Regions from separate parts of the Homo sapiens genome. Here regions 2, 3 and 4 are each linked to region 1. The links are chromatin contacts, found by Hi-C or POLR2A ChIA-PET in ENCODE. All regions are on one chromosome and are shown on one strand. Each heading gives the region's core, a stretch centred on a gene start or an enhancer-like site at or near the end of the contact. The rest is flanking DNA. Distances are from core to core; before and after follow the strand shown.

What was found. Hi-C counts contacts between places; a loop is a spot of excess contacts on that map. ChIA-PET counts read pairs that join two places held with the same protein, here RNA polymerase II (POLR2A). Pooled maps may share reads with other maps.
Region 2: a pooled map shows a loop between it and region 1 (3-fold over the local background). The contact joins the promoter of TPM1-AS here to the promoter of ANXA2 in region 1. A Hi-C loop is called at or near these places in 4 of 50 pooled maps. POLR2A ChIA-PET finds 5 or more read pairs at or near these places in 2 of 52 experiments (AG04450 and CD8-positive, alpha-beta memory T cell).
Region 3: a map of endothelial cell of umbilical vein shows a loop between it and region 1 (6-fold over the local background). The contact joins the enhancer-like site here to the promoter of ANXA2 in region 1. A Hi-C loop is called at or near these places in 1 of 168 maps with a recorded cell type or tissue (endothelial cell of umbilical vein) and 1 of 50 pooled maps. POLR2A ChIA-PET finds 5 or more read pairs at or near these places in 2 of 52 experiments (BJ and Panc1).
Region 4: a loop to region 1 is called in a pooled map, with 11 times the contacts of the local background. The contact joins the promoter of LACTB here to the promoter of ANXA2 in region 1. A Hi-C loop is called at or near these places in 1 of 37 single-sample maps with no recorded cell type and 6 of 50 pooled maps. POLR2A ChIA-PET finds 5 or more read pairs at or near these places in 2 of 52 experiments (BJ and RWPE1).

What each region holds. Positions count from the first base shown.
Region 1 is chr15:60,396,726-60,399,425 of GRCh38, forward strand. ANXA2 (annexin A2) reads right to left here and starts at 1,261. Exons shown (of 13, transcript NM_004039.3): 1 at 1,218-1,261. RefSeq lists enhancers at 1-198, 199-790, 284-333, 394-443, 464-653 and silencers at 814-953, 1,024-1,563, 1,684-1,993.
Region 2 is chr15:63,048,137-63,050,836 of GRCh38, forward strand. TPM1-AS (TPM1 antisense RNA) reads right to left here and starts at 1,251. Exons shown (of 2, transcript NR_147233.2): 1 at 705-1,251; 2 at 1-559. All of the region lies in intron 2 of TPM1 (tropomyosin 1), which reads left to right. RefSeq lists a silencer at 58-717.
Region 3 is chr15:62,895,510-62,898,382 of GRCh38, forward strand. No RefSeq gene overlaps it. Among named protein-coding and RNA genes, the nearest start is that of MIR190A, 73 kb to the left of the region's middle. RefSeq lists an enhancer at 2,086-2,851. Within about 2 kb of position 1,587, at least 22 of the 41 ENCODE cell types and tissues checked have a DNase peak (open chromatin) inside an H3K27ac peak, as active enhancers do; they include Panc1 and endothelial cell of umbilical vein, where a contact is called at or near this core.
Region 4 is chr15:63,120,350-63,123,227 of GRCh38, forward strand. It overlaps LACTB (lactamase beta), which reads left to right and starts at 1,512. Exons shown (of 6, transcript NM_032857.5): 1 at 1,512-1,879; 2 at 2,287-2,353. The coding sequence starts at 1,523. It overlaps LOC107984798 (a long non-coding RNA gene), which reads right to left and starts at 1,418. Exons shown (of 2, transcript XR_001751584.1): 1 at 391-1,418. RefSeq lists silencers at 1,401-1,980, 2,001-2,070, 2,081-2,270.

The DNA of each region.
Region 1 (2,700 bases), core at 11-2,510:
CCAGACAGGCACAGTAGCACACACGTGTGAACAGAATCCATCAGTACAGTCTGGGGCCCAGGCCTTTGCACACCAACAACTTAAGGTTCTTGGTAATGGCCCAGCGTGCACCCATGAGGCCACTGCTCTTTTACACACGCACTCAGAACACCCACAGCTTTAAAACGGCAATCTTACTACAAAAATGACACTTTGCATTTGCACAGCACTTTGTTTTTTGTGTACTTTACACATTTATTACCTAATGACTGTGTTTTTTGAAATCTCCAATAACTCTGGGTGGTGGTAAGAATAGGCATCCTTAAGCCACCTTCCCAGATGAGGAAACTTATCTGTGTTCCCCTCCTTCTTCTCAACAGCCGGCTGATGGAACCCAAGCCCTCCACACCAGCAGTGGGGCCAGCTGCACAGAGCGGCCAGAAGGGAGAGGCCCCGGGGCCACGCCCTTCTCTCTACTCTCAGTTCCTGACTCATTGTCACATCATGGCGAGTAACAGGACAACCCTCCCCACAGAATCATGGGGGACACTACCTTCCTGAGGCCAATGTGTTCAACCAAGCGGGAAACTCTCCGGGTAGAGTGAAATCCGAAGTTGCTATGCTACAAGATAACCTAGAGCAAGGGGAATAACTGACGTTTTAATGTCTTCTTTTATGGGGGGCTGAGGGGTGCCTACTCACACTCCCCCCTCTCGTCTTCCCCCGCTACTTCCCTCCTGCTGGTCGGTTCAACTCCACAAGCGCGCGTTTGTTTCGAGTACAGTAACTTAGAGCAGATGGGGGGCACTTTCTAGAGGGCAGTGGAAAGCCCACTTGCTACTGCTGCGCCGGGGACCTGCGGCTCCCTGGGCGGCCACGCCCTGCCTCGGCGGCGCCTGGCGCGTCTGGAATGCGGGGCCTCCCTCCGCCCCTCTCCCCACGCCGCCTCGCCCCGCTCCCGCTAGGGCTTCTTAGAGAAGCCCGACCCCCCACCACCTCTGCCCTGCACCCTCCCGGCCCGAGGGCCGGTGGCCCCTCACCCCTGCCCCAAACACCTTGTCCCTGAGCCCCCTCCCCAAAGACTCTCCAGTGCCGGCCGTCCCTTCAGCCCCCTGCCCCCGACGGCCTCCGGGGCCAGTTGCCGGGGCCTCCCTGCCAGGCCGTACCCTTCTTCCCAGCGTCTCCACACCCCGCTAGCTGGCGGCCCATCGCGGGCGGGCAGGGCGCGCCCCGCTTACCTGGGCCGTGCGCCGAGAGCTGAGAGCGTCCCCAAATGCTGAGCAGAGCCGGCTGGCCTGGGTGGGGCTTTTATACCCGCCACATCCTCCCTAGGCGAGGCGAGGCCCGCCCCGCCCCGCCCCGCCTCCCCCTTACACGGCCCGCTCCCACCCCAAGTCAGGGGTGACTCACCCCGGCCCGCCGGCCCGCAGGGACCGCGCCCTGGAACGCTCCCGAGCCGCGCCACGCGGGAGCGGCCCCAGCGCCCCTGGCCCTGCCCTCCGAGAAAGCCCGGCCGAGGCTGCCCCGAGGCCCACAGGGACCCCGTTTCTTCCTCCTTTCCTCATTTTACTTCTTAAGTGCCACGTCGAGCTCTCAGCCTCGGCTTGGGTTAATAAATTAACAAGACTTTAGTAGTAGACTCTGGGCTTGATTAAGTGTTTTTTTTTTTTTTTTTTTTTTTTTGGCGTTAATGCAATGGAGGAAAGAATTGTTCCAAGAAACATAAATCTGGACTCCCCTGAGCTGGGGCTGTTGGCATCCAGCGCCCCATTACCGTCTGCAAACATGTCAGCTTAACCTCTGGCCGCCAGTTCCCGGGGGGCGCCCGGGGAGGGAGGGAGATTCGCCCTGTGCTGCAAAGCCTGGCCCGCCCCGGCCTCCGAGGGCCAGGAAGCCCCGAGCCTGGGCTGGGAGGCCAAAGCCGGGAGCCAGGATCCCACCTCAGTCCCGCCCAGGGTGGCGCCCCTGTCCCTAGCACGGCTGTGCTCCGCTTCTCTCCGCGCCTGGGGCATCTCTGCGCGGCCTCGTAGCAGGCAGTCCTGAGCGGGGTGGGGCCCATAGCTTTGAACCCGGAGTTTCGTGTGTGTGTGTGTGTGTGTGTGTGTGTGTGTGTGTGTGTGTGTGTGTGTGTTTCGAACCCGGAGTTTCAACAAAGAACTTTCCTCTCCTTCTTTCATGACTGCTGGGGTGTGTGTGTGCGTGTGTGGTGTGTGTGTGTGTGTGTGTGTGTTTCTTGCAGCCGTTTAGCCAACTCCCTTGCTCGGTGTTGCTGTTACTCGCTTTTCTTCCGAGAGAGAGAGAGAGAGAGAGAGAGAGAGAGTTTCTTGCAGCACAGAGAGAGAGAGAGAGAGTGAGATAGAGAGTTTCTTGCAGCCAGTTAGCCAACTCCCTTGCTCGGTTTTGCTGTTTCTCACTTTTCTTCCGTGTGTGTGTGTGTGTGTGTGTGTTTCTTGCAGCCGTTTAGCCAACTCTCTTGCTCGGTTTTGCTGTTTCTCGCTTTTCTTCCGTGTGTGTGTGTGTGTGTGTGTGTGTGTGTGTGTTTCTTGCAGCCGTTTAGCCAACTCCCTTGCTCGGTTTTGCTGCTTCTCGCTTTTCTTCCAAGAGTCACGTTGGCAACGTGCAGGCAGACACCTATTTGTTGTATGTGAGACGACGCAAATACTGTATTCGAACCTCAAACTAACAGGAAAGCGACGCTGAGAATCCCGAGGATCTCTGGCT
Region 2 (2,700 bases), core at 1-2,500, 2.7 Mb after region 1:
AGCAGGAGTCGCTATTGCCCTTAGCAGCCAGCTCCGTTACCCCGGGTCACCACCGCGCCGCGGAGGGGCCCTAGAAGTGGAAGCCAGAGCCCTAGTGCAGTGGCCTCCCGGAGCGCCCAGCTCACCAGGTACCCCCGCAGCGCGCCGGGAGCGCCTTTCTCCCCGCCGCCGCGAGCATGCGCAGTGCCCCCAGCCAGTCCCGGGATCCACGGCGCGCGCCCCTCCCAGCCGCGCGCGCCCGCCTGCGGTTTGTCTGCGCAGCCCTGGAGGCTGCGACTTCCGGACTGCTCCTGGCCGCAGGGGGCGCCGCCATCGCACAGAGAGGCCTGGGCGGGGCGGACCGGCGCTGGGCAGCCAGGACAGCCGCGGCAGCCGGGTCCGCAGGGCAGCAGCCGGCCTCTCCCACTGCAGCCCTCCCGCCCGCCTACCGTCCGGCGCGATGGCGGGGAGTAGCTCGCTGGAGGCGGTGCGCAGGAAGATCCGGAGCCTGCAGGAGCAGGCGGACGCCGCTGAGGAGCGCGCGGGCACCCTGCAGCGCGAGCTGGACCACGAGAGGAAGCTGAGGGAGACCGTAAGGGATACACCCATCACCCCGCAGCCCCCAGAGGCGCATCCTCCCGGGGCAGCCCCGCAGGGCCCTCCTGCTTCCCCCCCCGCAGGCCCCGGTCCCTCGTCCCCACGCCTCCAGGGCGCACCTGGCGCACCTGGGCCAGCTGGCGGCGGGCTCTGGGGAGGGGCCCGGCCTGTTCTCCTGAGCCTTTGTTTTCCATCTCGCTGATCCAAAGTAAACGCTCCCAGGGGAAACGGGTGGTGTTGAGAAGGTTCTGGAAGGAGCATTTTCCCAGGAAGGGTCTGTTTCTGGGGTGGTGGCTTTCAGTCGTGTCTGTGCGTCCCCGGGAGGTGCACTTTGCGCTGCTGGCTTGCTTTACTCTGAGAGTGGAGAGGGAGGAGGTCCTTCCTCTTGGAGATCCGTACTTTGAGAAGGGGCGCCGACAGGTCAAGTGGGAGAGGCACTGTGGACTTGGGGCCCGGGGATGCTACACTCCGCCGTTCCCGTCGACCCTGTGGTTTCCCGGCGGCCTGTGTCTCCGAGGCGGTAGACAGACATTGACAGCTTGACAGCGCCGCGTTCTGCTGGAAGAGCTAAACTATAGTGCAAAACCCTTAACCCGTCCCTTTTTTCAGCAGTCCTCCTCCCCTTTTCTCTCATACAGATAGATAATGCTTTGTTACCAAGTCTTGGAAAAAGTTGGCGAAATGTCAACAGTTATTGGGTGTATTCTCTTGCGGGCTTCCCCTCCCCCTTGTTAAATGTAATACCTGGCTTCCTTCCTTTCTTCTAAGGCAAATGTATCCAGCAAACACGAACAGGATTTCAGAGGTAGTCTAGTATTGGATATTTGTCGATTTTGTGTGTGTGTGTTTTTAATGAAGATACTGAAACAAACACCTTGGGAGTTTTATGACAATTGATAGTATGATGTCCTGCTGTGCTTAATATACGGGGTTGTTCTGAGTTGAGTAAATCGTTCTAGTTAAGTGTTTGTAAATGGCTGTATGGCTGGCCACAGAAACTTCAAGACCTGAAATGGTCCTCTTCAGAGGAAAGCTCAACTAGAGAAAGTTTCAGATAAAATACAAGCAGGAATAAGGAAATTAATAGGCAAAAGATAATTCTCAGTATTTGCTTTATAGGACGAGTCAGCAAAAGTCCTGTGGATATCCCTGAACTTGGCTGGGTGGTAAACTAATTCCGACTCCCTTACTCGCTAGTAGCTGTCCTTGAACCATTAGAACTATATAGAATATGATGGATAAAAACAAGAACTTTGGACCCAGACTGTCAGAACTTGAATCCTGTCTCCACTACTTACTAGCAGTGGGCAAGTTACTTAATCTCTGTGTTTCAGTTCCCTGTGTGTAAAGTGTGGATAGTAACAGCATCTACCTGTCGGTTAAAGGAGTTACTATGTAAAGACAGTACACTGATGCTTGGCGCAAAAGGGTAAGTGCTGTGTGCCCGCTGTCATTAAAACTGCACAGCCCTGGCAGCCCAGTGCTCCTTCACCTTCAGTTCCCCACCCAGCAAGAGGTCTTAAAGATGGCCTGCTCATTTCATGACATCATAAAACACTTCATTTACTGCTTTTAATCAACATTTGTTGGGGCGGGGGGCTTGAATGAAGAGGAAGTGGGCGGGCTGGTAGGCATGTTTGATGGGTTAAAGTGGTATCAGTGGTAGAAGTCTGAGGTCTCCTCACCCTGCTAAGAAAGAGTATGTGTGACCCTATGCAGGAGAGCCTTGTATTGGCTCCTGGCCTAGTGATTGATGTTAGACACAAAAGATAAATTTTATGAAGGGCACATTATTACTTTTATTCTTACCTTCTCTTTTGCACGTCGTTTTTATAACAGAACTCTTCCTGTGCCAGTTGGCTAAAGATAGTACTTTCGTTCTTTTCACGGCTTTATATCAAAAGTAGTTTAAGTAGTTTCAATTTTTTTAAGTAATCTTTGCAAACAATCTACCTGGGTGATTGATTGAACACAGAACCTTTTAAGACAGCAACTTGAAGACTGGATCAGACCATTGAAGAGAGACTTTCAGGCTGCAAGTTGTTCCTAACTTCTGAAATTGGAACTTAAATGTAGCTGACTTAGGTATTTAGATGTAGCTTGGGCTGTGAGTTAAGCTAGCAG
Region 3 (2,873 bases), core at 337-2,836, 2.5 Mb after region 1:
GGCTGTGTCATTTTACCTTACATTTCTCTATCACATATAGAGCAGAGAGTATTTGGAGCAGAGGGCGTACATTGCAGCATGAATTTACACCACTATCCTGGCATGTCTGCATGGCTGCCATTTAACTTCTCCATCATCCTATGAGGCACTTTATCATCCCTATTTTAGAAAGGAAGAAATTGAGGCTCAGAGAGGTAAAGTAAATTGCCTGAAGTCACACAGATAAAAAGTGACAGAGCCAGAACTCAAACTCTGTTTTATCTGATTCCACAGCCATTCCTTCCAACCTTAAGCTCTACCGCCTGTGTGGTGCTGGGTGTGAGTCGGAGCTAGCCTGGGTTTACCTGAGTTGCAGGGTCACCCCTCATCGCACCCTTGTCAGTCCTCAAATAGGGGTGCAACTGTTCCATGAAAGGGAACAAAGAGACTGAGCTACTAGACACCAAGCTGTTTAGGACTGAACCCATTCCTGTCCAAACGGAAGTGATCCAGAGGGACTCTGAATATTACAGAAGTCAAGAGATTTCATCATCTTTATTCAAAGAAAGGGGTTTGTTTGTTGATTTTTTGGATTTTTTTTTTGGACCACAGCTCTATCTACTCCCTGAAGAGTAAGGATTATTAAGTAAATCAGGTAATTATTGACTAAGAAGTGACTGGCCACTGCAATTGATAAATTAACCATGTCTGTTTTTCTTATGTAGCTCACTGGAAAAGAATGTGGGGGATTTCCTCTTCTTCTTCTCCAGAGGCCTTCCTGTCTTGAAGGCTAGGCTTCTCTTGCTCTGGGGGAAAGTTAAAGGCCTTTCTTTGATTTTCTAAGGGTCTGTAGACCTAACACTTACTGTTAGAGATTGCGAGGGCTGGGGAGGGGGCCAAGGGCTAGAGGTCATTCAAGGACTGGCAGGACCCTTGGGTGCCCAGCCTCTTACCCAGGACCCTGAGGTGCCAAGGCCTCTGGGGAGTGGCTGGGTGGGCAGTGTGCTTCTGGGGACTGGACACTTGCACTGTGGCCTTGAATTTGGAGGATGCCGTGAGCAGCAGCCTTTTACTGGTTTACCTGGGCATGGACAATGAGCCACTGGGCAGTGATCGTCACAGACCTGATGCCCTTCCCCCAAGTTTCAAGGATCCTGAGGCCTCAGAGTTCTGCATAGGAGGAGAGGAGGGGCCTTGAAAAGAGGCTGGGATTGAATTTTTCTGAGGTCCTAGTAGGTGTGGGGTCTAAGGACGATTTGATTTAGAAATTCATGAAATGTGTCATTTCTTGCCCCAAGCTTTGTGGAACAAGTAATACCAGTTACACTAGTGATGACCAAATCCTGCTGTAAATTGTTCTAACATATTGTATAAAACAGGCCTTACCACTTTTGTAATCCCTTGCAAATGGCTGATCGATAACCAACACAATATAATATTCCAAGCCCTTCTTTTGGTAGAAAAAATTTCCTCTAGCCTGGTAATTTAAATTCCAAATTACCTCCAGATGATGCTATTTAAATGCCCTGTGATTAAATCTGCACAAAGTGGAGTTTCTGTGGGAAACTTCGCTGCCTCCTAGGGCATCCTGCGGTGTTTTTTTAAAGGCCGGGGATCTAGAAAGGCTACTCAGGGCCTCGGAATCTTTGTCTACATGACTCAGCCTTGGGGCCCCGGGCCCTGGACACTTGCCCAGAGCTGAACATTCAGCTGGACGCGCCACAGAAGGAGCATGCGGGGAGCCAGGAAATATCTCCGGAATCTCACAATGCTTTCTCACCTACCCTTATTAGACCAAAGAGGCAGAGCCGCAGGGGTGGGGGCCGCGGGGCAGAGGGCAGCGCCTGCCGGGTGGGAGGGAACCTGTGTGTGCGCGCACACACTGTTCACGTCATAGTGTCTCCGTGTGTGTCTGCGTCTATGTATGTGTCTCTATGTGTCTGGGTATTTCTGTGTGTCTGTGTGTGCATCTCTGCATGTCTTTGCATATCTGTACATGTTTCTGTGTGCGTGGGTCTGTGTCTATGTGTGTATACATCTGTTCATATTTCTGTGTGTGTCTGTCTCTATGTGGCTGTGTCTCTGCATATCTTTGCATATCTGTACATGTTTTGGGGTGGGGGTCTGTATCTCTATGTGTCTGTGTGCCTACGTGTGTGTCTCTAAGTCTGTGTGGGTCGCTGTGTCTGTCTGTGGCTGGGAGCGGGGTCAGGAGTGCTTTTGGAGTCCCTGGTTTTCTAAGAATAGGAGGTTCACAGCAGGAGGGGGCTAACTCTTCAGTCCAGACCCCCCTCTGAGACCTGCAGACCACCTGCAGCCCCACCCAGTGTGGCCCCTGCCCCGCGTGTCTGTGGTCTGAGTGGCAGTCAGGAAAGAAAGCGAGGGCTGGGCGTGAACTTTGGTTAGGTTGAGATGCATGGGGAAGAAAGCAGAAGGGAGGGTGTGTGTGGGGAGCAGACCTGCACCCTCCCGAACAGCTGGGGAGGCCAAGGGGGGGGTAAGGCCCAAACCTCACTCCAAAGCTCCCAACATACAATCCAGCAGTTCCCAGTGGAAAACTTGCTGGGGTTTGCAAAGTACCCTCCTCCCCAAAACTGCATCTTTGAGCATGCACCCAGGCAAAGGCTCACACTTCTCTCTCTTCCCAACGCTGCTTTGGGAAACCCTCCTGCACCAGAGAATGTGGGACAGGGACACCCTTACTTTCGAATGCCAACTTTGGTTGGGCACTCCTCTGGACGCTTTCCATTGATCTCACTTAATGCACTTAACAGTGACCTAGGCTTTGTTATTCCTCTTTTACAAATAAGGAAACTGAGGTACAGGGAGGGGAAGCGGGTTGCTTAAGATAACAAGCTGATGAGTGTCAGAGCTGAGGCAGAACCCAGGTGTGC
Region 4 (2,878 bases), core at 262-2,761, 2.7 Mb after region 1:
CAGTTTAAAGAAAAATTATGTACAGTTTAAATAAAAGTGGGCACTCATAACCACCACTGACTGCGTCTTTTACATTTTTCTCTTTATATTTTTTCTCTCATGTTCTTGGAGTAGTGGTGACCCCCACCGTGGGAACCTCCAGTACTATCTTAATAGAGTACATCTGTCCACTATAACTGCAGTTTCAGTGTCAAACGCTCTGGGTCCTAGGATATTCTGGTCTCTTGGAGTCTTGGGTTTTGTGAGTAGCCCCAGAAGCTTTACTTATTTAGCCCCACTATTTTCTTGCTAGGTATGGATACCATTATTGCCTTTTCCTCCTATTAAATAATTATTACCTCAATATATTTATTTTGAGGTATGTATATGTTTACTCAGTAAGTTTATTACCTCAATATGTTTGTCCTGATGGCTTGTCAGTTCAAGTCTGTGAGCTCTCTTCTTTATTCCACCTGCAAGAAAAGACAGGGCCATTTTGTATATGGGGCATATTGCCCCAGTGCTGAAGGTATAAAGCCTACAAGCTTTCAAAGATTGTGTGTGTGTGTGTGTGTGTGTGTGTGTGTATGTATGTATCCCAAAATATAAAAATTACAAAACTGATAAATGTTTAAGTAACTTCAAATTAACATATCAATTTCATTACACGTTAAACTAGGATTTTATACACATTTTACATTTTGTAGCAATTTGAGATTAGGTTTCTTATTTCACAAGAATGTCTGATCATTTACAGATGCTGAGAAATCATAGGTAATTGTAAATTATAATAGTTACTTTTGGATTAAAATTTTTCAAGCACGAAATTTTTAAAAAACACTTTATCTTTTATAGCAAAAGAAAGGTAATATAAGGTCTGGATGTAACTTCATGTCTTTGGTACGGTGTGGAGCTAGAATTCCAGAAGCAATAGATTTTAAAACATCTTTAGGGAAATGGGTGAATTGAAATGAGACATAAGGGAGATGGCAAGAGAGTGAAAAGAAGCGCGTTCTAAAGGGGGAAAGGAGAAAGGGAAAGGAAAGGAGAAAGGCATCTCTAAAGGGAAAGGAGATGCCTGCTGAGCGTCTACTGTGTGCCCTGCGCTGTTCCAGAAGTTGAGGATCCAAAACTAAGTCTAGGCTCCCCAAAGAAGTCCCACTCTGGTAAGGAATCTGACAAGTAGTTAAATGATACAAAGTGTTAACTGTTGTTAAAGAAGTGTGCACACTGAGGGGCAAGATGGTAAGGGCGAGAACTCCCATGGGACGGGAACTAGGAAGGCTTCTGGGAGGTGACGCTTGATCTGAGGGTAAGCAAAGGAAAAAAAGGAAAGAGAGACAGAAAGGAAAAACAAGGAAGAGACAAGAAAAGGGAGAGGAAGAAGGGCTCGATGCGATCGGCGCTCGGGTAGTCAGGCGTCGACTGCTAGGGTCTGACCGCGGTCCCCACCCCCGTCCCGCCCCCTGCCCTTCCCTCCGCCCCGCGCCGCGGCTGGCAGGGTGTGCGTGAGTTTGGTGGCGGCCGGCTGTGCAGAGACGCCATGTACCGGCTCATGTCAGCAGTGACTGCCCGGGCTGCCGCCCCCGGGGGCTTGGCCTCAAGCTGCGGACGACGCGGGGTCCATCAGCGCGCCGGGCTGCCGCCTCTCGGCCACGGCTGGGTCGGGGGCCTCGGGCTGGGGCTGGGGCTGGCGCTCGGGGTGAAGCTGGCAGGTGGGCTGAGGGGCGCGGCCCCGGCGCAGTCCCCCGCGGCCCCCGACCCTGAGGCGTCGCCTCTGGCCGAGCCGCCACAGGAGCAGTCCCTCGCCCCGTGGTCTCCGCAGACCCCGGCGCCGCCCTGCTCCAGGTGCTTCGCCAGAGCCATCGAGAGCAGCCGCGACCTGCTGCACAGGATCAAGGTGCGGCCACTGGAGCGGGGGGCGTAGGGGGCCGGGGATCCACCCCTGTCGGCGGTGCTGTCGGGGGCTGAGTGGACCCCACCCGGGGCGGCGGGGTGCCCGCGATCGGCTTCCGAGAAAGACTTCCCATTTCCCCACCGCCGAGCCGTGGTCAGACGCTCTTGGGGGTTCCCCAAATCTGGGTGGAGGTCACCGCCTGTCTCGGGGACCGCCCCTTCCCCCTAGGGGGCGGACAGGCACATCCCTTGCTGTTAGTGAGTGACCATGGCCTGGGACGAGGTGGGCGGGGCCCAGGTGGAGGGGGCGGGGCCCAGGCTCAGGGGGCGGGGCCTTGGAAGGTCCCCGAGGAGAGCGCTGGGCTTTTTCAGCAGGCCCGTAACTGTCGGTTCTTTCCCCTTCGGTCTTAGGATGAGGTGGGCGCACCGGGCATAGTGGTTGGAGTTTCTGTAGATGGAAAAGAAGTCTGGTCAGAAGGTGGGTTCAGAAAATTGTTGTTTTGTTCTGTGCCAGTTGGTAAATAAAATATTGTTTTACTGGTTAGAGTGGATCCCATGAAATGCTATTGCATTTACATAAAACGATGCATATTGTAGAGAAAACATCTAACATAATAAAGAGTCAGGTGTTTTTAAATCACGGTAAGGTTTAAAATGTGACTAATAAATTGGAGTCATGAGGATGGCTACCCACTCCCACTTTTCTCTTAGGACTGGATTTATTAGTCTGAAAGTTTTATACAGTAGTCCCTCCTTATCCTGGGGATATATTCCAAGACCCTCAGTGGATGCCTGAAAAAGTGGATGATATTGAACCCTGTATATACTATATTTTATCTTATATATACATATCTATGATAAAGTTTATAAATCAGGCATAGTAAGAGATTAGCAACAATAATAAAATAGAACAATCACAACAATACTCTGAGTGGCATGCAATTTAAAGCTTACGAATTGTTTATTTCTGGAATTTTCCATTTAATACTTTCGGACCATGGAT